Regions from separate parts of the Homo sapiens genome. Here region 2 is linked to region 1. A link is a loop called in an ENCODE intact Hi-C map of the cell type or tissue named here. Cell type or tissue: PC-3. All regions are shown on one strand. Links, peaks and the distances in the headings refer to the core of each region. The heading gives the core; the rest is flanking DNA. Region 1 overlaps NRXN3 (neurexin 3). Region 2 overlaps NRXN3 (neurexin 3).

The links. Peaks named below come from ENCODE experiments on the same cell type or tissue, not always from the same donor. Only the 100,000 strongest peaks of a DNase experiment are listed, where the experiment ranks them.
Region 2: a loop joins it to region 1, with 10 times the contacts of the local background. A loop is called at or near these places in 5 of 110 quality-filtered maps.

What each region holds. Positions count from the first base shown.
Region 1 is chr14:79,537,074-79,549,473 of GRCh38, forward strand. The region is part of intron 16 of NRXN3 (neurexin 3); the gene reads left to right. Among named protein-coding and RNA genes, the nearest start is that of NRXN3-AS3, 89 kb to the right of the region's middle. In PC-3, for the core only: a CTCF peak has its summit at 7,069 (motif pointing left); a DNase peak (open chromatin) is centred at 7,128; H3K27ac peaks cover 392 bases.
Region 2 is chr14:78,963,213-78,975,612 of GRCh38, forward strand. It overlaps NRXN3 (neurexin 3), which reads left to right. Exons shown (of 21, transcript NM_001330195.2): 12 at 2,813-3,194; 13 at 3,996-4,186; 14 at 4,961-5,134. Among named protein-coding and RNA genes, the nearest start is that of NRXN3-AS1, 110 kb to the right of the region's middle. In PC-3, for the core only: a CTCF peak has its summit at 6,099 (motif pointing right); DNase peaks (open chromatin) are centred at 4,419 and 6,119; H3K27ac peaks cover 2,231 bases.

The sequences.
Region 1 (12,400 bases), core at 2,753-10,752:
CAACAGTGTAAAAGCATTCCTACTTCTCCACAGCCTCACTAGCATCTGTTGTTTCTTGACTTTTTAATAATCACCATTCTGACTGTCATGAGATGGAGTCTCATTGTGGTTTTGATTTTCATTTCTCTAATGATCAGTGATGTTGTTGAGCTTTTTTTCATGTTTGTCGGCTGCATAAATGTTTTCTTTTGAGAAGTGTCTGTTCGTGTCCTTTGCCCACTTTTTTTTTTATTATACTTTAAGCTTTAGGGTACATGTGCCCAACGTGCAGGTTAGTTACATATGTATACATGTGCCATGTTGGTGTGCTGCACCCATTAACTTGTCATTTAACATTAGGTATATCTCCTAATGCTATCCCTCCCCCTCCCTGCACCCCACAACAGGCCCCGGTGTGTGATGTTCCCCTTCCTGTGCCCATGTGTTCTCATTGTTCAATTCCCACCTATGAGTGACAACATGCAGTGTTTGGTTTTTTTGTCCTTGCAATAGTTTGCTGAGAATGATGGTTTCCAGCTTCATCCATGTCCCTACAAAGGACATGAACTCATCATTTTCTATGGCTGCATAGTATTCCATGGTGTATATGTGCCACATTTTCTTAATCCAGTCTATCATTGTTGGACATTTGGGTTGGTTCCAAGTCTTTGCTATTGTGAATAGTGCCGCAATAAACATATGTGTGCATGTGTCTTTATAGCACCATGATTTATAATCCTTTGGGTATATACCCACTAATGGGATTGCTGGGTCAAATGGTATTTCTAGTTCAAGATCCCTGAGGAATCGCCACACTGACTTCCACAATGGTTGAACTAGTTTACAGTCCCACCAACAGTGTCAAAGTGTTCCTATTTCTCCACATCCTCTCCAGCACCTGTTGTTTCCTAACTTTTTAATGATTACCATTCTAACTGGTATGAGATGGTGTCTCATTGTGGTTTTGATTTGCATTTCTCTGATGGCCGGTGATGATGAGCATTTTTTCATGTGTCTTTCAGCTGCATAAATGTCTTCTTTTGAGAAGTGTCTGTTCATATCCTTTGCCCACTTTTTGATGGGGTTGTTTGTTTTTTTCTTGTAAATTTGTTTGAGTTCATTGTAGATTCTGGATATTAGCCCTTTGTCAGATGAGTAGATTACAGAAATTTTCTCCCATTTTGTAGGTTGCTTGTTCACTCTGATGGTAGTTTCTTTTGCTGTGCAGAAGCTCTTTAGTTTAATTAGATCCCATTTGTTAGTTTTGGCTTTTGTTGCCATTGCTTTTTGTGTTTTAGACATGAAGTCCTTGCCCATGCCTATGTCCTGAATGGTATTGCCTAGGTTTTCTTCTAGGGTTTTTATGGTTTCAGGTCTAACATTTAAGTCTTTAATCCATCTTGAATATCTTGAATTAATTTTTGTATAAGGTGTAAGGAAGGGATCCAGTTTCAGCTTTCTACATATGGCTAGCCAGTTTTCCCAGCACCATTTATTAAATAGGGAATCGTTTCCCCACTTCTTAATGGGGTGGTTTGTTTTTTTCTTGTGAATTTGTTTACGTTCCTTGTAGATTCTGGATATTAGACCTCTGTCAGATGGATAGTTTGCAACATTTTTCTCCCATTCTCTAGGTTGCCTGTTCACTGTGATGATAGTTTAGTTTGCCAATCGCAGCCACTTTTAACACTGTTACTCTGGGTAGGTTATTTGGTCTGAGTGTCAGTCCCTCCTTCTGTAAAATGGGGGGAATTCCTGAAGGACAGTGTTAGGATGAAATCACATTACTTATAATGTCGAATTCCTCTGTCAATGCTTATATGCTTCTCATTCATTATTTCTAAGTCAAGCATTTTTAAAGCATTTAACATGCAATTATTCATTTTTGTTTATAAAGTGACCCTGTGAACTTATCCCTATTTTACAGTTGATGAATCTGAGACACTGAGAGATTAAATAACCTACCTAAGATCATCCAGCTATAAAGTGATCGAGACAGGTTTTGTTTGTTGGTTGGTTGGTTTTGAGATGGAGTCTTGCTCTGTCACCCAGCCTGGAGTGCAGTGGCACGATCTTGGCTCACTGCAACCTCCACCTCCCAGTAATGGTGCAATTACAGGCATGCACCACCACACCTGGCTAATTTTTTTTTTGTATTTTTAGCAGAGACTGGGTTTCACCACGTTGGCCAGGTTGGTCTTGAACTCCTGACCTCAAATCATCCACCCACCTGGGCCTCCCAAAGTGCTGGGACTACAGGTGCCCCGCTCAAGACAGATTTTAAACCTAGCATTCTTGCTCCAGAATTCATGCTGTTAATCACTGCTATTCTGCCTCTCTGTTGACTCTCAGAACCTCTCTTGGTCAAAGCAAGAAGGTATCGAACAGACTTCCTGTGCTGTTTTATAAGCTGCCTCAAATCCTTCCAGGACAGGGCAATGTCTATATAAATAGATGTTATAAAAAGTATAATCTAGGCCCTATTTATTTTTCTCTCAGATTCATGTCTAATTCATACCAGTTGAGCCTTGCTATTTGAGTTTCACTTAAAAGCATTCTGACATAGCTCACCTCCCCTCTTTCTCTTATATTGCTACCCATAAGGACTAGAGAAAAGATGGATAACATAATCCTGAGTCTATGAGTTGCTAGAAATTCCTCATTATAATTGTGTGTCTTCTGGCAAAAATAAATAAATAACTTTCTCTTTTAAAGCCACTTATAGGAGACAATGCACATTCTGTGTTTTTTCTCTGTGGCTGTGCATGGACACAGACTCTTCTGCCCTTCTCTTGCCTGTTCCTTGATTCCTCATGTTTCTGTCTGGTGCCTACCTGAGATCCAGGTATTCCTCTTTACCTCGTCGTCTTGCTATTTTTTCTAGGGACTTTTCTTCTCCCAAAGTTATGTTGAAACAGGCAAAACACCTAGAAATGGGTCATGTGGGTGAGTAGAGGGGAGTGAGAAGGAGAGGGAAAAAATTCCCAAAGCTCATATTAGGCAATTACAGTTCTAATGAATAGAAGCAGTCTATTCAGGCTTCTGGCAATATTTTATGCTCACCTAGTGTAGTCTGTATTCCCTTAAATGGGTAAAAGATGCCTTAAAAAGATTGCTTTGAAGGATGAAGAGACTTGAAACAACTCTCTGAACAAAAGAACTTGTTTATTCATTCATTTATTCAGCTTGCATTTATTATGTGCTGGGTATTATGCATATAAATATTTTCTTAAGTTTTGTTTTTAATTAACACATAATAGTATATATTTATGGGGCACAGTGAGATGTTTGATACATGTAGACATTATGTAAAAATCAAACCAGTGTGTTTAGCGTATTCATCACCTCATATATTTACCTTTTTCTTCTGGTGAGAGCATTCAAAATCTTCTCTTCTAGCTATTTTGAAATACAACAATACAATATTTTTATCCCTAGTCACCCTGCTGTGCAGTAGAACACCGGAGCTTATTCCCTCCATTTAACTGTAACTTTGTACCTGTTGACCAATCATGGTCCCTATTCTAAAAGTGTCACAGCCTAGGTAGGTTGACAAACAGGTAAATCAGGATTACAATACAAAAGTAAAATAGCCTGGATCAAGGAAAGCACAGGTTGTTATGGAAACACAAGAGAGGACATGTAAATAAGATTGAGGGAGGTTCAAGAAGGCTTTTCAGGAGAGATGACTTTTGAACTGAGTTTTAAAGACCACTGGGTAGACAATAGGAGAAAAAAACATTTCTGGCTAAGAGGTTAGTGTGGATGAGCAAGTGGCTCTGTATAGCTGGAGGAGTGTCTGAATTTTCCAACATGAAAAGGACCACAAACTTGGTGGAATCAAACAAAGATTTTTTTTTTCTTTTGTCACAGTTCTGGAGGTTGGAAGTCCAAAATCAAGGTGTCAGCAAGGCTGGTTCCTTCTGGAGGTTCTGAAAATGAATCCCTTCCATGCCTCTCTCCCAGCTTCTGGTGCTGGTGGATGCATCACTCTGATCTCTGGCTGTCTTTACATTGCCTTCTCTGTGTTTCTCCTTTTCTGCCTGTATCTTCTCTTCTTCTAAAGACACTTGCCAGGCCAGGAGCGGTGGCTCAAACCTGTAATCCCAGCACTTTGGGAGGCCAAGGCAGGCAGACCACCTGAGTTTGAGACCAGCCTGGCCACTGTGGTGAAACCCTGTCTCTACTAAAAATACAAAAATTAGCCGGGTGTGGTGGCGCATGCCTGTAATCCCAACGATTCAGGAGGCCATGGCAAAAGAATCGCTTGAAACCCAGGAGGCGGAGGTTGCAGTGAGCCAAGATTGTGCCATTGCACTCCAGCCTGGGCAACAAGAGCGAAACTCATCTCAAAAAAAAAGATACTTGCCATTGGATTCAGAGCCCACCTAGATAATCCAGGATGATCTCATCTAGACAGCCTTTACTAATTCCATCTTGCAAAGACTCTTTTTTCAAATAATGACACATTCATACATTCCATATCTTTTGGGGAGACACTATTTAACCCACTACAAGGTATAAAGATGAGCTATAGGCCTGATGAGGTAGGAAAGAGGCAGGGCAAGGTCTCCCAGACACTCATGTACCTGACAAGGTGAGTCTCAAGAGACACAAGAAAACCTTGGAACTGTAATTGTGAAATTGACATCTATCTCTGGAAAATGACTATTACTCCTAATGCCTCTAGCCAAAGACTATCAGAAACCCACCTGTAGCTGATGGAGTTGCATTTGTTACTCATTGTTTCGATGAGGACACACATCATGAGGAACCATCATGTCTCAGCTAGAGGGTGTTGGAGAAAACCTATTGTAGGAATTTGACTTTGGTTGGGTAATATGAGGAAGCGTCCAAGAAAGCCTAGTTCACTTTAGATTAGATGCTGTCAGAAAGCAGAGGCAATTCTAAAAATGTGTATCTTGATTAAATCTTCTCTGTATGGAACAAGAGTGAGGATAAAGTTGTAAATGATAAAGAAGTAGCAATCACTAGCCAAGAGAGGGGACTGTTTGCTATTTTGTGGGTGAAGCAGTGACTTTGTTTTTCTGTGCATTGATTAAATTAAGATGTAGCTTTGTTTTGACTCAGTTTATCATGGTCTCAGAGTGACTTCTTCTGAGATTGGTATTCTGTGACATTGCTCATGTGCAATAGAAGAATAACAAGATCTAGCCATGAGTGCCAGGTTACGTTCCAGATGTCACAGGCTGCTCTTTTGTTTTGTTTTTCTTTTTCAATACCAAGTGATAAGAATGAGCATGCCTAAAATTCCAGCAGTTGTAATAAAATACATCAACCAAAAGGTTCAGACTGTCCTGTAAGACCCATAATAAGAGTCTCAATGTGTTCTTAAAAGAACATTCTTTCTTAGCCTACGTGAACATCCTTCTCTAGACTTAAATTACTTCTGACCCACATGTTGGGCCGTATCTATTTTAAAGACAAGAGGAGCTAACTGCAAAGTTCCTTGTCTGGTAAGCTGTTTCATCTGATAGTTGTAATAGCATTTTCTCCCGTCTCACTGTAGGGCCTAACCCCACAAGCATCCTTGTGAAGAAAGACCCCACAGTCCTCTTTTTAAGCTTTCTCCCTCCCTTTCCTGGGGTGCCTTATCTATTTAAATATTAGAGGTGAGTCAAATGTAATTCTCTTTAATGAAAAACAAACAAGTGATAGAACCCTAAACGCTCTTTTGGCAAAGATCCCTTCAGAACAAACAATCTTCTTTTAAAAGAAGTCAGAGCTAGGAAAGGGCCACAGGAGAGCAGGGATAGCCAACTAAACTATGCAGCAGGCTTCTCTGAAAAAAAGTGAGTGACTTTTTTGGTGTGGCAAGAAAAAAAAAAAGTAAAGTTTGATATAACTAGTAGTCCTTGGAATGACAAGTGACAAGAGAGGTCTCTTCCCTCCCTATAGTCCCAAGGAGAAAAGGGCTCTGTAAAATTAAAGGCACAGGTATTCAGTTGAAAGGACATATTTTTCTCCTCTAACTTATAATTAGCCTGCGATACTGGCTTCTGTAGGCTCTTATGAAGGCAAATTGCTCAGGACAGTGACTCTGGCGATGTCAGTCATACAGGCAAGCACTGGGATATCTATCACAAACACATGCCAGTTGTCATCTTCCAAGGCATCACCTGATTGCCAACTCAGGTCAGGAAGAAATCATTCCTCTTTCTTCTTCTGTGATGTTACTTATCTGTTGCAACAGAGGAGAGGGTTAGCACCTTTCATGACATATTCCAGCATCCTGTTAAATTGATCAGAAGACCAATTGCACACAGTGTCTTCTACCATTGAGATTGGAAACACAGCCAAGGGTGGAGATGGTCAGTGAGGCTTCCCAGTGTCTTGCAAGTTCCAGGTCAGTTGTTTATGCTTAGAGTCCCCTGACAGAGAGATGGATGTGTTAGCAGGTTCTAGGGCCTGTGGTTTCCCTTGTGGAAATGCCAGTGGACCATGTGTGCTCCTTGGGTATCAGGGTGATTGGGCTTGGGTTGGTTGTGGCCACAGCATGAACTGGAGAGTCGGCTGTATTTGGCATGACAAGGTTGGCACAGGCCAGCTGAGACCTTGAAAAATTTGGAGCTGATGCAGAGGTGAATAAACACATTGAAAACAGAAGCTGCAACCTCAAATTTCTACAGGGACCAGACAGGTAATATGCCTGAGTGAAGCAGGCCAGGTGGCAAATTGTACAGTGCAGGCCCCAATCAAAGTGCACAGTGGCCACTCAGCTGCCACTGGATTATAATTGTGTAGAGATGTGAGTTTAGAGTTGTCAGCTTTTCAAGAGAAGCCAACAGTCTGGTGTGTATGTTAAATCCCCTGATTCTGGCATCTAATTAATGCCCTTAGCAGTCCAAACCAAACAATGTGTGAGCTGCCATTTTTGCAACCTTGAGCTAATGGTGTTAACGTCCAGTTTCTTTGTTTCATAACATCTATGGAATGGCTTTGTGAATGCAAATGTTGAAACATTGTGAGTCTCATCCCCAACAGTGAAAATAAATACAAAATTTAGGCAAAAAATAAAAATAAAAATAAAAATACTTCTTAAATGTCACAGCGCCCCCATGGGGCTGGCTGGGGCAACAAATTAAGGGACACAGCTGAGCTTTCGATTCTGTCAGTAACTAAGTAGTAATGGTGCCTCAGGGGGTCTGAGTCATTGAACAAGCGCTACAGGATAGCACAATACTAGGTACACAAAGTAGGCGAGCACAGGCTCCCTACCTTTGAAAAGTTTATAAGTTCATTAACAGTATTATGTTTCCATGCACTGGAGCATTAGAGGAAAAATGCCACGATAACATCTAAACAAGAGTGCAGTGGGCCCTGAGAAGTATGATGATTCTGTTTCCTTCTTTAAAGCATCTCTTCTTAATAATGTGCAGTAGTAGAGAGAATAGAAAAGCAGCATGATGGCCATGTGACTTGCTGGATGGATGCCATTTCTGTTGGATGAGATTGGACATCAATAGGTAAAACCAATAAGAGGTTGTGTGCATTTTCAGATTCTGGAATTCTGGAATCTATGACATTTTTGGAAAAATAGCTCTCCTAAGACACTGGTTCTAAATATAGCAGTGGGTTTCAATAGTTCTATGAATTGAAATCAATAGTACTAAGGAGCGAAGAGCCTAGATCACTCTCCCAAGAATCATTGCTTAGATGAGTGGTTCTCAAAGTGTAGTCTCTGGCCACCAGCATCACCTGGCAACTTGTTACAAACGCATATTGTTGATTCTCATTCCACAACTATTGAATCAGAAATTCTGGGACTGAGTCCTAGCAATCTGTGTTTTAAACAAGCCCTCCAAGTGATTTAATGCATGCCAAATACTAAGAATCACTGTTATCCTTGGAAGAGGGGAAAGCTCAGATAACCCACAATTGAGGTCTAGAGATGTTCATAGTCTCTTCTACAAGTAAGTCTTACCAGTGAGCTATAGTAGAGATAACCAAGATAGCATGTAGCTGGAGGAGCTGTTGCTTATTTGACTGGATTTTTTGGTCATTTTTTCTTTCTCACTTATGTGTTTGTTCTCCACTTGTTTTCAAGCCCCATTGATTTCTGTATTAGCTTTCTATTGCTGCTATGATAAATTACCACACATTTTCATGGCTTAAAGCAACACAAATTTATGAGAGTTCTGAAGGTTAGAAGTCCAATACAGGTATCTCTGGATAAAATCAAGGTGTCAGAATTAGAGCAAATCCCTTCTTGGGGCCTCTCGGGAACAATCTACTTCCTTGCTTTTTCCAGCTTCTAAAGGCCACCTGCTTTCTTTGGCTCATGGGCCCTTTTCTTATAAATGCAGATGTTGTTTTTAAAAATGAACAATGTTAGGCTGCCTTCCTCGAGGGGCTGTCTCTCTTGTTCTCACTCTTCTGCCTCCCCTTCCACCTTTAAGTATCCTGTGATTACATTGGGTGCACCTGGATGATAGGCAAGCTCCCTATTTTAAGATCAACTGATTAGCAAATTTATTCCCCTGTGCTATAGAAGGTACCATATTCACATGCTTCAAGAATTAGAATATATTGTATCTTTCATGGGGGAGGTACATTATTCTGCCTACCATAAGAGATTGTATTCGGAGGGCTTGTTTTTTTTTTTGTTGTTGTTGTTTTTTCACCAGGAAATGGAGCCTGGTGAAAAATGTAATATATAGCCTCTTCCTCCACACTACTAAACTACCTTTCTGTGTCCTACAGAGACTGTGTAATATTCACTGGTGAAGACATAAGCTTTGTAGTCACAAACCTGAGTTGACGTTCCTACTCTGGCACTTACTAGATTGATATGGTTTGGCTGTGTCCCCACCCAAATCTCATCTTGAATTCCCATGTGTTGTGGGAGGGACCCGGTGGGAGGTAATTGAATCATGGGGGTAGGTATTTCCCAGGGTGTTCTCCTGATAGTGAGTAAGTCTCATGAGGTCTGATGGTTATTATAAGGGGGAGCTTCTCTGCACAAGCTCTCTTTGCCTGCTGCCATTTCACGTAAGGTGTGACTTGCTCCTCCTTGCCTTCTGCCATGATTGTGAGGCCTCCCCAGCCACATGGAACTGTAAGTCCAATTAAACCTCTTTCTTTTGTAAATTGCCCAGTCTTGGATATGTCTTTATCAGCACCATGAAAATGGACTAATATATAGATGTAATAACTTTTTGCAAGTTATGCAATTTTGGGCCATAGATTCCTTTATTCTGAAGTGGAGAAAATACTTTCCTTATACAATTGTTATGTTTACATAAAATAAGGTGCCAGATACATAGTAGAAATAAAATAAATGATGTTACTACTTCCTAAAATCCTAAAAGTTTCATTTCAGATTGCTGAGTAAACCCAGTTAAAGAAACCAGCCTCTGTGTTTTGGTGTTGTCATTAATGCTAAGTTACATTTCCTTAGGGTATCTGCATTAAGCAAATGTAAGATGTTTGAGTTTCAAAGATGAACAAGTGACTTGTAAGTGTAAAGTGGTATGGCTGTTTTTAATAAATAGGTAATACCACCCTTTTGGCGGGTAGTAGAGAAAAGAAGATGAGTTTTTAGAAAAAGACTCAGAGTTACTCAGAATTAAGAAAATGAATCCTTACTGTCAATATGAGTCTCCCAACTGCTAGCGCAAGTGGTGGATAGATTTTCTTTTCCACTAGATTTACTTCCTGATATACACATTTATCACTCAAGCATGGACTGTTCATCAAGTCATTTTCCATCTATAACCCCAGCTGAAGCCTGACAGGTTGTGTGTTTATTATGTACTCTTAAAAAACTGGAGCTCATTTGCCCCTGCTGCGGGGAGAGCAGACTCAGACAGATAGAGGGATAAGGTCATTCAGTGGAATGCCCATTCACTGCAGTCAAGCCTAAATAATAGAGAGGTGTAAAACAACCAGGAAAAGCTCTGATTATTGCCAGAAATCAAATATTGATCAGATAGTCCCCTAACTTACCAACTTCCCTCTTAATGATCTGATTCCCATGTATTCATTCATCAGTTAGTTGAGCCCCTCCTATAGACCAAGCCCTGTGCATGGCTATAAAAAACAGTATGTCCATGCCCACTTCCCCCTCTACACTCAATCTGGAGCCATGAGAAATTAAATAACCTTTAATTTCTGAAGATCGGGTGCTCTTATAAAACATCAGTACTTATAATTGTATCCTGCAGTGGAAAATTGTGCAATAATCTTTTTCTGAAGGCATGGCCATGAATTGTACTATATTACTCCATCTATCTTCTTTTAACACTAAACAAAATGAAGAGAATACATTGTGCATGGCCCCTAGAAATTTACCTTCAAATAGAAACAAAGCTGCTAACTCCACACACACATGATATGCTGAAAACTGAATAAATATTGAAGAATCTAAATTCAATTAATTAGCAAGCCAAATCTTGCCTCAAATTATGTTGACATTATTTATTCCTTTGTTGATTAAATGAGTTGCCTCTTAAGCCAAAAGAGAAGATCTTAAGCTCTTGTTTCTTCATTCCAGGTCTCTTCTCTCCAAGGAATTTGGGAAGGAGCAAGCACAGCAGAGGCCAGTTTTACTGCATGCTGGTGCTCAGAGGGAATAGGGTTCATAGAGTAGAAGACAGTGAGGAGAGAACCAGTAAGGAGGTTGGGGAGCTGGATAGCATTTACAGCATGGGTTCATTGATTCATTGGGAGGCTTATAAATTTCCTATGCATAGAAGCACCTGTTTTTAAACAGAGACATGTATTCAACACATGCCTTCGAGAACTAATTGGAAAGAGTCTTTGATGGCCTATCGTTTTGAATTTGCATGACCAGAACTCCACTATCCATGCAAACACAGTGGACTTGCTGCAATTGTCCTTTGACTTAGGCAACTTTAACAATGCAGGGGAGGAGGGGTGAGAAGAGGCTAGGAGAGGAAGTGTCAGTGGGAGAAGCCAAGAATAATTGAAGTAGTGTGTTATTTCTTTTTTTTTTAACTATTAATTTTTTTTATTATTATACTTTAAGTTCTGGGATACATGTGCAGAAGGTGCAGGTTTGTTACATAGGTATACATATGCCATGGTGGTTTGCTGCACTCATCAACCCATCATCTACATTAGGTATTTCTCCTAATACTATCCCTCCCCTAGCCCTCCACCCACCTGACAGGTCTCAGTGTGTGATGTTCCCCTCCTTGTGTCCACGTATTCTCGTTGTTCAACTCCCACTTATGAGTGAGAACATGCAGTGTTTGGTTTTCTGTTCCTGTGTTAGTTTGCTGAGAATGATGGTTTCCAGCTTCACCAGTGTCCCTGCAAAGGACATGAAGTCATTCTTTTTTATGGCTGCATAATATTCCATGGTGTATATGTGCCACATTTTCTTTATCCAGTCTATCATTGATAGACATTTGGGTTTGTTCCAAGTCTTTGCTATTGTGAACAGTGCTACAATAAACATACATGTGCATGTGTCTTTATAGTAGAATGATTTATAATCCTTTGGGTATATACCCTGCAATCCCATTACTAGGTAGTATGGCATTTCTAACCACCCTTTCCTTCCATGAGCTTAGGCCTGGGAGTTGCAGTGAGTGGGAGCCTTAAATCTACCAAGCCGCAAATTTCTGTGTTCCTGAGGCCTCTCAAGGCATCAACATCTTGAATAGAAAATAAGTCTATCCTTAAAGATACAGTACATTTAAAGATTAAAAAAAAAAAAAACAAAAAAAATCATGTTCCCTAAACACAAATAACTTCATCTGCTGCCCAAGCAAAGAAACAAAGAGATGTCTACTAAAGGCAAAAATGCCAATGTCGTGCTTCCTGAGCACAGACATTGCACTGCACAGAATGGACCATTTTGGAGACTTTCAAAGACAGTTTTGACTCAGTAATCTCCTATGCTGACTTTATTACCTAACTGTGTCCTGTGGAGGATTAGGTGATAGTGGCAGGTTAGGTCCATGGGAGATTGGATTCCACTGTGATCAGCAAACAGAATAACCAGCATGTGTGAAGTGACTTTTGTCAGAGGAGTGATGAGGAGTGCTCTCTGAATTCAGTGTTTTCCCTCTTTAATTTTTGCTAATCATGGGTCATTTATCTGTGAGCTACTGCATTGTTTCCACTGCCTGCTTTCCAACCAGGGATAGGTTTTATCTCAAAAAACAGAAGACAAAACCTCTTAACCTAAAACTAAGACTCCCTCTGGGAGATTCCAAAGAGAGACGGCTTTGATGTAATGGGAAGGGAGCTGATTTAGGGTCTAATAAAGTCTTCTACCAGCTGTGTGATCTTTGGCAGTTTCTAGTTCCCTAGGTACTATTTGCCTATCTATAGAAATGGGGTTAACAGCACCTACTGCTGAAGTTGGTATGGACATAATGAGATACCATACATGTAAGGAAATGAAAAGTATTCCACAAATACTCCT
Region 2 (12,400 bases), core at 1,661-9,660, 570 kb before region 1:
CCCAACCCCTCAATCCTGGAGATCAATTCATCCAGAATTTCTCTGAAAGTTCTCAACTTGACTTTAAAATTGTTTCTTCAGATTCCTTTTGGAACCTCAATCTTCACCAGAGATTCCCCATTCTGACTTCTTAGTTCTCATCTTAGATTTTTTCTTTGTAAAATAAGAATTAGCATGACTAGCAGCATCATCATAGTTCAGTTTCTCTGTTTCTGTGGATATTGACTATGACTCCCCCTCCCCATCATTTTCCAGCCCAGCTCCCCTTCCTGGTAGGAGTAGCTATAGCCAATTTGACAGTAGATGTTTCTTTCAGTCACTTTATTAATTTAGAGCATGCAAATTTAGATTATGTTGCTTTGTATTTTCACAGCCTGTCTGATTTTTAACACTAAGCAATTTTATTTCCTAGTTATTTGTTAGCAGATTTATGTTGCATTTTGATTTTTATATTTAAGTTAACCAACATCTTTTTTTCTTATACTAAGAGAGTGATTTGTCACTAGTTGTCAAAACACTGCATAGAAGCTCATAACATGTAAATCTAATTTTTGTGCTTATAGGGAATATAAGAAATTTTATTTTTATTTTTTTAGAGACAGCATCTCGCTGTGTTACCTAGGCTGGAGTGCAGCCTCAAACTCCTGGGCTCCAGTGATCCTCCTACCTTAGCCTCCTGAATAGTTAGCACTATAGGTACATACCTCTATGCCTGGCTAATATTTTTTTTTTAATTTGTAGAGACTGGGTCTTGCTATATTGCCCAGGCTGGTCTTGAACTCCTAGCCTCAAGTAATCTTTCTGTCTCGGCCTCCCAAAGTGCTGGGATTACAGGCATGAGCCACTGTCTCCAGCCAATTCTTTAAATTAGGTCTGAGTTTTTTCCCAAAGAGATAAAACCAATATTGAGCACTTAAGGGTATGATCTGGTTTAGTCTCCCAGATACTGAAGTTTAAGAGACCTAAGAAAATACAATCCTCCCTTTTTTTGTCACTGTAATTCTGAGCCAATAGAGAAAATATTGCAATGAGGATGGAAGGCAAATATCATTTTAATTAGTAATAACACACAATAATATTGCTTACACCCACTGAACTTCAGAATTAGACAGAACTGCCCACTTGAATAGTAGTTCAGAACTGGGCAGACATCCTTTGTGGAAGCAAGGCTTGCTCCTGTAACACCCATTCTATGGATGCATGCAGTAGAATGGACATTTCTGAAGGCAGCTTGCTCCAGCAAAGAGAAACAGGAGGTGTTAGGGGCTGAGCTAAGCATACACAGCTTCTCTTTGCAGATCATCCTTAATATTTCTGATTATGTCACTTCTTCAGGAAAGTTGTTAAAGAGGAAATAAAGAGATGCTATCAGTCTTGCTAATGGAGTTTTTTCAATGTAGAAGGTAACAAGAGAGGACAGGAAGAAAGAATTCCCCCTCTAATGCTTGGCAGTAGAACATGGTTTGTTATGTTTTAACATGATTTTTCTATATAAATGTTGAGGAAGCCAATTTCTACTCTGGCCACATTAATGATGTTTTTCTTTATTTTGTTATTAAAATTTCCAGTCTCTTTGTATTTTTTTTTCAAGCCCTCCTTATCCCCTCTGCCCTAGTCACTCACCACTTCTAGGTAAAATAGGTAATACAAGTTCTAAATAGTTCATTTGTAACAGCTGAAGATATTTCCGTTGTGAATGTCAGAAACCCAACTCAAACGCTTTAAGCATGAAAGGGAGTCTATTGCCACACAGTTTGAAAAAGCCGGGAGGTGCCTGGCTTGATCCAGAGTCTCAAAGGACAGCACAGATGATTCTCTTCATTTGGTAATTGTCTTCTGGGTTGCTAGTCCTCTGATCCCTCTGATTTTCTTATAGCCTCTAGGGACTCAAAGCTTTCTTCTTACCCCTCCAGCAGTCCTTGCTTGCAAAGAATCCTCTTTCCTAAGTGTACCAGCAAGAGCTCTGGAACTGAGTGTGGCCGGGATGGCTTGGGTTGTTGCCAGTTCTAAGGGTGGTCCCTAAATCAGCCACAAGAGCATCACTGTGAAACTTGTTAGAAATGCAGATTCTCAGGCCTCACCCCAGACTTTTGAATTCTAAACTCTGAGGGCCTAAGCCCCCCAGGTGATTCTGATACACCCTAAAGTGTAATGACCGCTTTTTAAGTCTGTAGTCCAAAGTCTGTGACAGTTAGGGGGGTAAAGTACATTGAGTGGTCTAGGCTGAGTAGCTTGATTAGGGTCAACTTTATCCAGTCCAGGTGGTTGAAAGGTCAAGAGGGGTGGGTAGCTTCCTAAAGAAAAATTACGTGTTATTATAAGATAAAGTAACAGTTGCTGGGCAGGTAAACTCAACTGATAAGTCTATAATAGAATCCTTCCCACGAGTACTAAGTGGAGAGTTATTACGAGAAAAAATACTTGGTAGTGATGCCCAAGACTTGTGTGTTGTGTCTTTACAAGGGTCAGAGCAACAAAGGCCTTTCTTCTTATAGTGTGTATTAGTGTCCAGTGATTCTCCTGAATGGAGAATATCAATAGTTTTATCCTTTAGCCTGGGTTACTCATGACCTCATATTTCCCCTTATATGATGAGCCGTGCTGAGCAGCTGCGTGACAGCATGTAATTTGGGCAATGCCTGATTGAGGCCAAGTAAGGTATCTACCATATTGAATATTTGGTTTTCTTGAACTCACCCAAGAAAGCTGAATATTCTGTGTGGAAACAGGTTACACCCAAAAAATATACTTGAGGGTGCTGTGATAAATGATGGTAACTTTTCTGTTTGTACCTCATTTACAATTTTCACAGGTACAATGGTGGGAGACCATACCCGTTTGGAGTTCCACAACATTGAAACGGGAATCATGACTGAGAAACGCTACATCTCCGTTGTCCCCTCCAGCTTTATTGGCCATCTGCAGAGCCTCATGTTTAATGGCCTTCTCTACATTGACTTGTGCAAAAATGGTGACATTGATTATTGTGAGCTGAAGGCTCGTTTTGGACTGAGGAACATCATCGCTGACCCTGTCACCTTTAAGACCAAGAGCAGCTACCTGAGCCTTGCCACTCTTCAGGCTTACACCTCCATGCACCTCTTCTTCCAGTTCAAGACCACCTCACCAGATGGCTTCATTCTCTTCAATAGTGGTGATGGCAATGACTTCATTGCAGTCGAGCTTGTCAAGGGGTAAGTAGAAGGGATCACGACTTATGTTGGACACCTTTAATCTACTGAAGCTCTACGTAAAATATGGACATAAAAATAACTTGTCTATTCTACTCCCTACCCTCCATTCCTGACACATTCTCGCATCTTCCTTGATTAAATGGATCCATAAAATTATTAGGTCTGGAAAGGAGAGAGGCTCATGATTTAATTTAAAGGTCTTCCACTAACTCAACACTAACAGACTTTTTCCTATGAAATGTAGCCCTTTAAAACTATTGAAGAAAAGCTTATTTTTGCAAAAGAGGGCTATGATTTGTATTGCATCTAATTCTTGAGTATTACTAACTACAACCACCCAATTTATACCAAAAGATGAAACATAAATATTTTAAATCCTACCATTAGCCCATATATGCAAGTTTTTAGAAGCTGCCCTTTCCTCAAGACATTTTACTACCATGTATTAGAAAATAGTCAAAACAAAAAACCAAAACAAAAACCAAAACAGATTAATGGTTGATGATGAATTTAAAAGTCACCCCCTTATGTTTTGTAGTGTACAACCTGTGCTACTTTGACTCTGGAGAGTATTAGTAGGTAGTGTTAATGAAGTGGACTCGATGAGTATGGAATTATAGTGAAGCATGATAGAATAAAATCTGACTATTCTTGTAACCTCATATCAAGATTTAAATTATTCCTGCATTATGCCAGTTTAGCATGGGGGATTTGAAGCCCACTATGTCAGTTACACACATATAGCCATTAAACCACTTCGGGGATTTTCCAATTATTGTTTTTTTTTTTTTTTCTTCCTAGGTATATACACTACGTTTTTGACCTCGGAAACGGTCCCAATGTGATCAAAGGCAACAGTGACCGCCCCCTGAATGACAACCAGTGGCACAATGTCGTCATCACTCGGGACAATAGTAACACTCATAGCCTGAAAGTGGACACCAAAGTGGTCACTCAGGTTATCAATGGTGCCAAAAATCTGGATTTGAAAGGTAAACCTTGTAAAGAAATTTAGTTTTTAATAGAGCTTTTCTTACAATAGATAGACTATTTCCAGAGGCAAACCACAGGTTCAGAGTGCCATGCATTTTTGATACATCATCCATATCCTGTTTTAACAATGTTGAATTATCCTGTAATGCAATTTTTTCCGTTTTTACTTAGACTACTCATCAAGAAATGGTTCATTTTCTCTGATAACCTCGGGAATGTCATGCTGTGGGGGCTGAGAGATGACAGGATGAGTGTCAAAGTGTGGGAAGGGCCGTAATACAGAGGAAGGAATATAGGCTTTGGAATTTCAGCTGAATCATTTAATGTCTGGTGTCATCAGTAAACTGTCTTAGCCTTGTTCAGCTTACATTTACTTTTCTTTGCAAAATGAGGATAATAATTGTTAGTTTCTGTATAGGTCGTGAGAAGTTTTGATGGCATGTCTGTATATCCCTCAGCATATTATTGGTAACAAGCACATAAAAAGCACTCAATAAATGCTTGCTTTGTTGACAATATTGTTAATCTTTACTCCATCTATGATGAATAAATTTTTGAGATGGTATATATAAAATGAATGACACATAATAAATATTGGTTTCCTTTTTTTGCAGGGTAGAAACTCAGGTGCTTATCTCATTTATGCTGTCCCCCCCCCCCCCCCCCAGCTATCTTATTCCTTATCTGATGAATTATCTCAAGTGTATCAAACTAGTTGACATGGTCACCACATCCTTTACTCATTCTCTTTTGCTAATTACTTTCCTTTCCAGGTGATCTCTATATGGCTGGTCTGGCCCAAGGCATGTACAGCAACCTCCCAAAGCTCGTGGCCTCTCGAGATGGCTTTCAGGGCTGTCTAGCATCAGTGGACTTGAATGGACGCCTGCCAGACCTCATCAATGATGCTCTTCATCGGAGCGGACAGATCGAGCGTGGCTGTGAAGGTACAACCTATTTTTTTCTTGTTAAGCTACAGCCTTGTTGCAAGCACCAAGCCTCTTTGCTGCCTCTGCCACTGCCTCCTTCCTCAGTTGACCAGTCCTGTCTCATTCTCATTTGCCACGTGACATTGCATCACCATCAGTGTTCTCTTGTCACTGGTTTAGTATGTCAAGACATGTGCCACAGGCTCCAGGAATGTATGTTGGCAGATGTTTTCTGAGTATCACATACTTGCCAATAAAAATAAAATAAAATAAAAAACTTCCCTGGCATTGACATCAGGCTTCTTTCAATGTGTACCTTGGCTTCCAGAATGGCTGAAACAGCACTGGAGACTTTTATTTATACTTTAATACATGATGAGGGGAAAACCAGAGATTTTATGTAGATGTCACTAATTAATAAAATGTTTCTTATTTTGGCTGATAGTGACTGCATTATTTAATGCAAATCTAGCAGGCAATAGGAAAACGATGTCCAAATGCCATGATGATGGAAGGGAACTAACATTTACTAAGTACTTACTAATTATCAGGCATTGCTAGGCAGTTCTTTAGTGTGGTATATTGGAACATTATGGGCTTTGATATTAGAAATACCTGGATTCAGCTCCAGGTAGTAGCTCTTGTTAGCTATGTGACATTTGGAAGGTGATGTAACTTCTGTAAGCTATATCTTTCTTACCTATAAAACAGGGCAATAAAACTTACCTTGAATGTAAGGAGATCAGAAATACACATAAAATGCCTGGTATGTAGTAGGTACTCGATAAATGGTAGGCTTATTGTTTACAAATATTATTTTATGTCAAACATCTAATAATACTGCATGTCTACCCATGCAGCACAACAAACCATGCTCAGCCTGTTCCTGTAGATGATCCACTGTCTCTTGAGATACTAAATGAATTTTACAGGTCTTCCTGAATCCAACAATTCTTTGCAGTGTAAACAATCTAGTTTTAACCAGCAGATGGCAGAAGTGAACACATTCAGCCTTCCCTAGTAGTCTTGGGTTGGCTGAAAACGTGACTGTTACCTAACTTGAAAGGCAAAGAAGTTGCCTGACCAAGGATCTATGTAATTATTTCCTTTTTTTCTTTTTGAGCCTTTTGGTTGAGCCTTATGGTCCTGTGTTTGCGCAATATATTGTGTTTCCTTGTATCAGTTGTTAATTTACCACATCAAATCTGTTCATTCCACTTCTGTGTTCAACTTCATGTATCGCTTCTGTTCTTAAACAGCTTCCATCTGGGTTAGCTCATCATCGTAAAGCACACATTTATAAAAGCTTCCTGTCAGCTTATCAGGCTGACTTGGAGTTATGGAAATTGTTTCCCTTTGCCTAAGAGTTATTTTTGTATTTTGCACTAGTAATAGGAATGTTCATTCCTATAACCCACTCCATTTTTCCTTTATCCAGAAATATTTCTTAAATTGTCTTGGCCAAATATGGTGTTTGTACTATGTAGTGTGTGTGTGTGTGTGTGTGTGTGTGTGTGTGTGTGTGTGTATAAAGGGACAGGAGGTTGGGAATCACTAAGCCCTTAAAGCAGCCACTTTGCTCCTAGAAATGAACAATTTCATTCAATCAGGGATTTTTGTCTCCTTGGCTTGCTTTTAGTTCTTTTGTGTATTAAAGGGCAATCCTGGAATAGACGTAGCATTTGGAATTAAATTGTATATAGTGTTTAGAAGATTGTAGAATGGCAGTAATTCCATTTATCCTGGAATAATTAATCATATGAAGTCAAATCACAATATAAGAGCACATATTAGAAAGCGTAAGATACTGGTCAAATGTTACAGAATTTTTATTATGCCATCAGTTCTTCAGATTTAAAAGTTAACAGGAATCATCCATTAACTCTATGTCAGTGTTTTCCAATAGATATATGTAACACATGCAATTATAAATTTCCTAGTAGCTACATTTTAAAAAGGTATAAAGTAACAGGTCAAATTTATTTTAATTTTGTATTTTATTCAATTTAACTAAATATACCCAAAATATTATTTCAGAATGTAATAGAGATAAAATTATCAATATTTTGCACTTTTTTTCACATTAAGCCTCTAAACTTGAGTTTGTATTTTATACTTGCAGCACACCTCAACCCAGGGGCTACATGCATTTAAAGTGCTCAATACACATGTCAATGGCTACTGTATTGGTAGTACAGGTATACAGAATACAAAAATTAAGGTGTAAATAAATAAAGCTATAGTATTGGATTAAAAGGAGGTCTAAGCTTTATAAAAGGGTACTAAAATGTATAATATAAAGGGAGAATGACCTCACTTAAGAGAGTTTTAAGAGAAGCAGTAAGAGCATCAGCAAAAAGAAATTACATAACGAGTTGGGGAAAATGTCCCTATCCCTATCTACAGCTCTATGTGCAGTTTGGCATTACTCATCACATGCATTACAGAGAGCTCCGACCTTCCTCTGAGTATGGTTGATTGTTCAAAGCCGGATATTGTGGCTTGATGGCTCCACCATCTGAATCTATGGTGAGTCCCATGAGCCTAATAGCACTGCACTCTATTGCCATGGAGATAATTACAACGGTTACCCACTGAGCATTATGCCTACCCCGCTGGGTGGGATGAAGTGGAGGGTGAGTGCTGAGGGAAGAAAGTCCTTGTTGATTGTACACAAATGACTTGGATAATTAGCCTAAGTGGCCAGGAAAAATGGCCCAAAATGGGTTAAGGCATAAATTACTGTCATTGGAAGTTTGTACCACTGTGAATAAGCCCTTGCAAGAGATCCCAGGAGCATTTTAGGGTTCTGTGTAAGATGGTGGGGAGGTAAAGGGAGAGCACAAAACACTGGAGACACTGCAAAAAGGCATCATTTTTATTCTGAATCTCTTGTGTAGAGCATGAGACCCCCAAGAAGGCCTTTGAGCATTAGGTAGTATGAGGACCACAGGAAACAGAACAAATTTCTTAATTTATCATTTCTTTTACATAGAACAGTAAACAAGTAGGGGATGAGGTTTTATAACTAAGAACTAAGACCAGAATCTCTTCAAGATATGTTTTATTCTAGCAAATCTAGAATACACAGATAAACATATATATATATATATACACACACACACACAGATAGATAAGTATCTGTATCTATCTACATTTAATATATGTTTCCATCAAAGTCATTGACAATGACACTTTAAGATCCCTAGGTAGTAAATGTGTTACCTTCCCTATTATATCAGACCCATGACAGCAGGTAAAATAAAAGGCAAAAGAGTCCAAAATTATTTTTATTTATTTTATTGATTGAGTGAGTGAGTGAGTGAGACGGAGTTTCGCTCTTGTTGCCCAGGCTGGAGTGCAGTGGCGTGATCTCGGCTCACTGCAACCTCCACCTCCCAGCTTCAAGCGAATCTGCTGCCTCAGCCTCCCAAGTAGCTGGGATTACAGGTGCCCACCACCATACCTGGCTAATTTTTGTGTTTTTAGTAGAGATGGGGTTTTACCATGTTGGCCAGGCTGGTCTCGACCTCTTGATCTCAGGTGATCCACCCACCTCGGCCTCCCAAAGTGGTAGCAAAATTATTTAAAAACTTGCTAATTTAGTACTCTTCAGCTCTCAAGTATGAGTAGCAAAAAAGAAAAAAATCTTGAAACTAGTATTTGATTTTATGTCTCTGATAGATGCAAAGTGTATAATTTAGATATTAAGTGCAATTTCTGGGCAACTCCTAGTCAACATTTAGTTGTAACTTGATACCTCTCAATTTAAGCTAGGGTTTTAAAAAAAATCATACCTGATTTAATATGTGGCTGGTAAATGTATCTTCCTATATTGAGGCCAGCTTTGCTGCAGAGGCCAAGGCATGATCAGCTAGAAATGTGGTTTCACAATTGCAGATGATAAACATCTGAAAGAAATACACGTGCTTTGTTTTGAAACTGGCACGAATAAATAAAAATGACATTAGTCTGGTGCCCTTTTGCCTGCAACTATTTGGGTTTGGATATATTTTTAAAATTAAACAAATTGAGCTTTTTGGTGTTCCCAAATCACCGTGATCCAAATGTCTAATTCCAGTGCCAAATTCCTGGGTGGCATTTGCAAGAGGGCACAAGGGGTGCACTCGAGTGACTCTTTCATGCTGAACTCCTAATGTTTAGAAGTATTTCTATGGGCTCCATCTGATTGCACACACGTGTCTTTCAGTCTGACCGTGCACTCCCTGAGGTTGGCTGTGTGGATGTGAGAAAGCTCTTGTTGCCCTTGTTGCCCGTTGCCTGTGCTTTGTCAAGTCTGATGCGCCCCTGCCCTGCTCTGCTGACTTGGCTCTGAGGAGGCCGGCTCTGTCCCTGGTCTGCGCGTCCCCCTCTGCCCTACTCCCCAACCCCATCTTTGCTGTCTCTGGTGAACCTGTAGAGCATTTCAATTGTCTGTCTGAGTGATGGTTATGCAGATTGCGTTTTCATTTCTGTAATGTTATCCTGGTTTATTCTACCTCTTACTAACCTCTGGTTATTGTTTTCGCTTTTTCTGTTCTTTTGCTAACAAAGTTGCGTTGACCAAAGCTGACCTGCAAGGTAGAGAAGGTTCTTGTTCCCATTACCACTTTGGACTGAAAGATGCCCTGTGTAACCCTTGGTATCTTTTCTTTAGAGATCTTCAAGCTGTCACACCTCTTGGACAGCAGCAATTGTGGGGAGGTGGCTGAACCCTGTGTTCTTCTGAAAGGGTGACAGATAACCCAGATCAATGCATGAAAAATAGCTATCAAGAGGAGACCTCATGGGGGAAGAAACATGATTCCATTTTGGGGGGTACCAAAGAGGTTTGACAGCATCCCATACCGTGACTATACATAAACATATTAATTTACTCTGGAAATGATAAATACCTCTCCAAGTAGTTGCCATGGAGGGGTTGGCTCCTCTTAATTTATTCACCATACATAGAAAAAAGAACTTGGAAGGAAAAAAAAGGCCAAGGCCAGCCCTTATGCCTTAAGTTATTATTTTCTGGATCAGGGAGGTCATTTCCTGGAGCAGGACATTTAAGTACTTGGGCTTTATGAAAGAGAATGTCATTTTCTCTTAACTAGTTTTAAAGTTTTAAATATTTCTGGGCATTTGGGAGACACTAATGTCATTAAAATGTTTCAGAGATTTATATTTTCTATTGGGGATTTTGGTTGAGCACTTTAATTTCCTGTTTTGTGATCGCAGGAAAAAAGTACTCTTGAGGAAGAAGATGATCTGTCATTTTAATCCTGAATACCCTATAAAATACCACATGTGAGATGTTAGTGAATATCTATTGCAGAAACTACTTCATCCACTATTCAAAGAGGCATCTTACAAAGTCAGTAATGGCCCACTGATCCTATGGTGCCATGCTGCTATGTCTCAGAATAACAAGGGAGGAACAAGCATTTTAGGTGTCTTTTGGCTGATTGTCAAGCAGGAGACTGAGCCTCATGACCTCTGCTGAGTTTGCAGTCAGTCCAAATTGTTAGAAGTAGTTAAGGCAAAGGTAACGTTCAAAAAATTACTTTTCATCTAAAAAGATCATTGACTTTGCTGTGACTTTCTTGTTATATGCCATGTAGCTAACCAGTACAAGCGCCTATCTATCCAGAATACATCCACCAATGAAGACTCTGTCACTATTTTACCATAACTTTGTTTTTCTTTATCGCCTCTTAGCAGATTCACATATATTTTAATATATATTTAAATTAAATAAAAGAATATACACTAGTTAGGACTTAAAGTCAGAGGAAGCTTTACAATAGCTTTCAGTTTCAAAGTATAGAGGGCCCTTGTGGCAATACTGTTGTTTTAGACATTATGTTTAATTGTCAAGAAAGATCCACTATGTATTTCTCTGTAAATGGAAGAGAGAGAGAAGGGGGCAGGACTCAATCTGAATGCAAGACAATCCAAGGAGATTGAAGCTCCTTAGGACTGGATTTAGCGGATTAAACTAGACAACTACATCTCTTCCCTGACTTTACTATCACGCAGGGTAAGAACTATATGGATTTTGAATTCCCAGAGCTTAGCATATTCTCTCACCTAGAAAATCTGGACATGGCAAAATAATCTGAAAGTTCTCATCCAAAGGAATAATGGTTTGTAGGGAGAAGTGAGTCATTGATTTCTATGCCTAAAGTAAATTGTTTACCAAAGCGTAGATACAGATTTAGGGACATAGTGGTTTGGAATATATTGATGTTTCCTTTTATGGAAGCTGTCTAGGCATCAATATGGTTTTAACATTATTACTTTATTGGCACGAACTTTCCTCCATTCTTGTAATGACTTGACAGTCTCTTTGTTTGTGGCAGGAGCTGCTTTTTTTTTCGATTATTTGGGGCCGTCTTACTCTTTCCCTGTTTTATAGGAAAAGCTTTTAGTTTTTTGTTTCCTAACATTGGGGTGTGGACTATTACTCACAAGCTGGCTTTTTCAGCTACAACCTGTGAGTATAGATAGTACTAATTACCATGAAGTATGAAGGGTAGTGAAGATATATGACAAGGAAATGAGGCAGTTGGAAGCCTAGACAAAAATGTATTCAGAAGGAAATATAACAATGAGGTGTAAGAAGTGACGTAATGAGTCTAGATGAGTCAACAGCTTAAGTCCTCTTGTTATTGTGTGGTTGGGGTAGTGTTTTATTTTTTATTTAAAAATTTTTAACTTCTCCAGTGAATGTGTTGTTGAATTTAACAGGAAGTTAGTGTCAGCTATGCCTGTGTATCAGGGACTAGGTACTGGGGATGCTAGGATACTGCAGATGAGATGCAGTCTCTAACTTCAAAGAATTCCACAGATGATCAGCCAATAATTACAATGCAAAGTGAAAACTCCTATCCTAGAGACATGCGTCCTGCCATGTGAGCATGAAGGAACACACTGGATCGTGTAGGGTCATGGTGGTCATGGGGAGTGCTCAGGGGATATCTTCTCAGACAGAGTTTGAGCTGAGTCTGAAGGACAAGTATGTTTTAGATGGATGAACGATGGAAGCACATTCGAGAGCTTGGCTTAATTGGGAATCTACAAGAAGCTCAATGTGGCTGAAATAATGTGTGTGGGGGGATATGATAGCACATGAAATGGGAGTGGTAGGATAGAGACAGGTAATGACAGACTTTTCCTGTAAGGAGTTGGACTTTATCCCAAGGATGCTGTGAGGAGGACAGAGATTTGGGTTGGATTTTCATTTTATCAGGATCACTCTGACACTAGAATGGAGAAAGGATGATGCAGACAGAAACT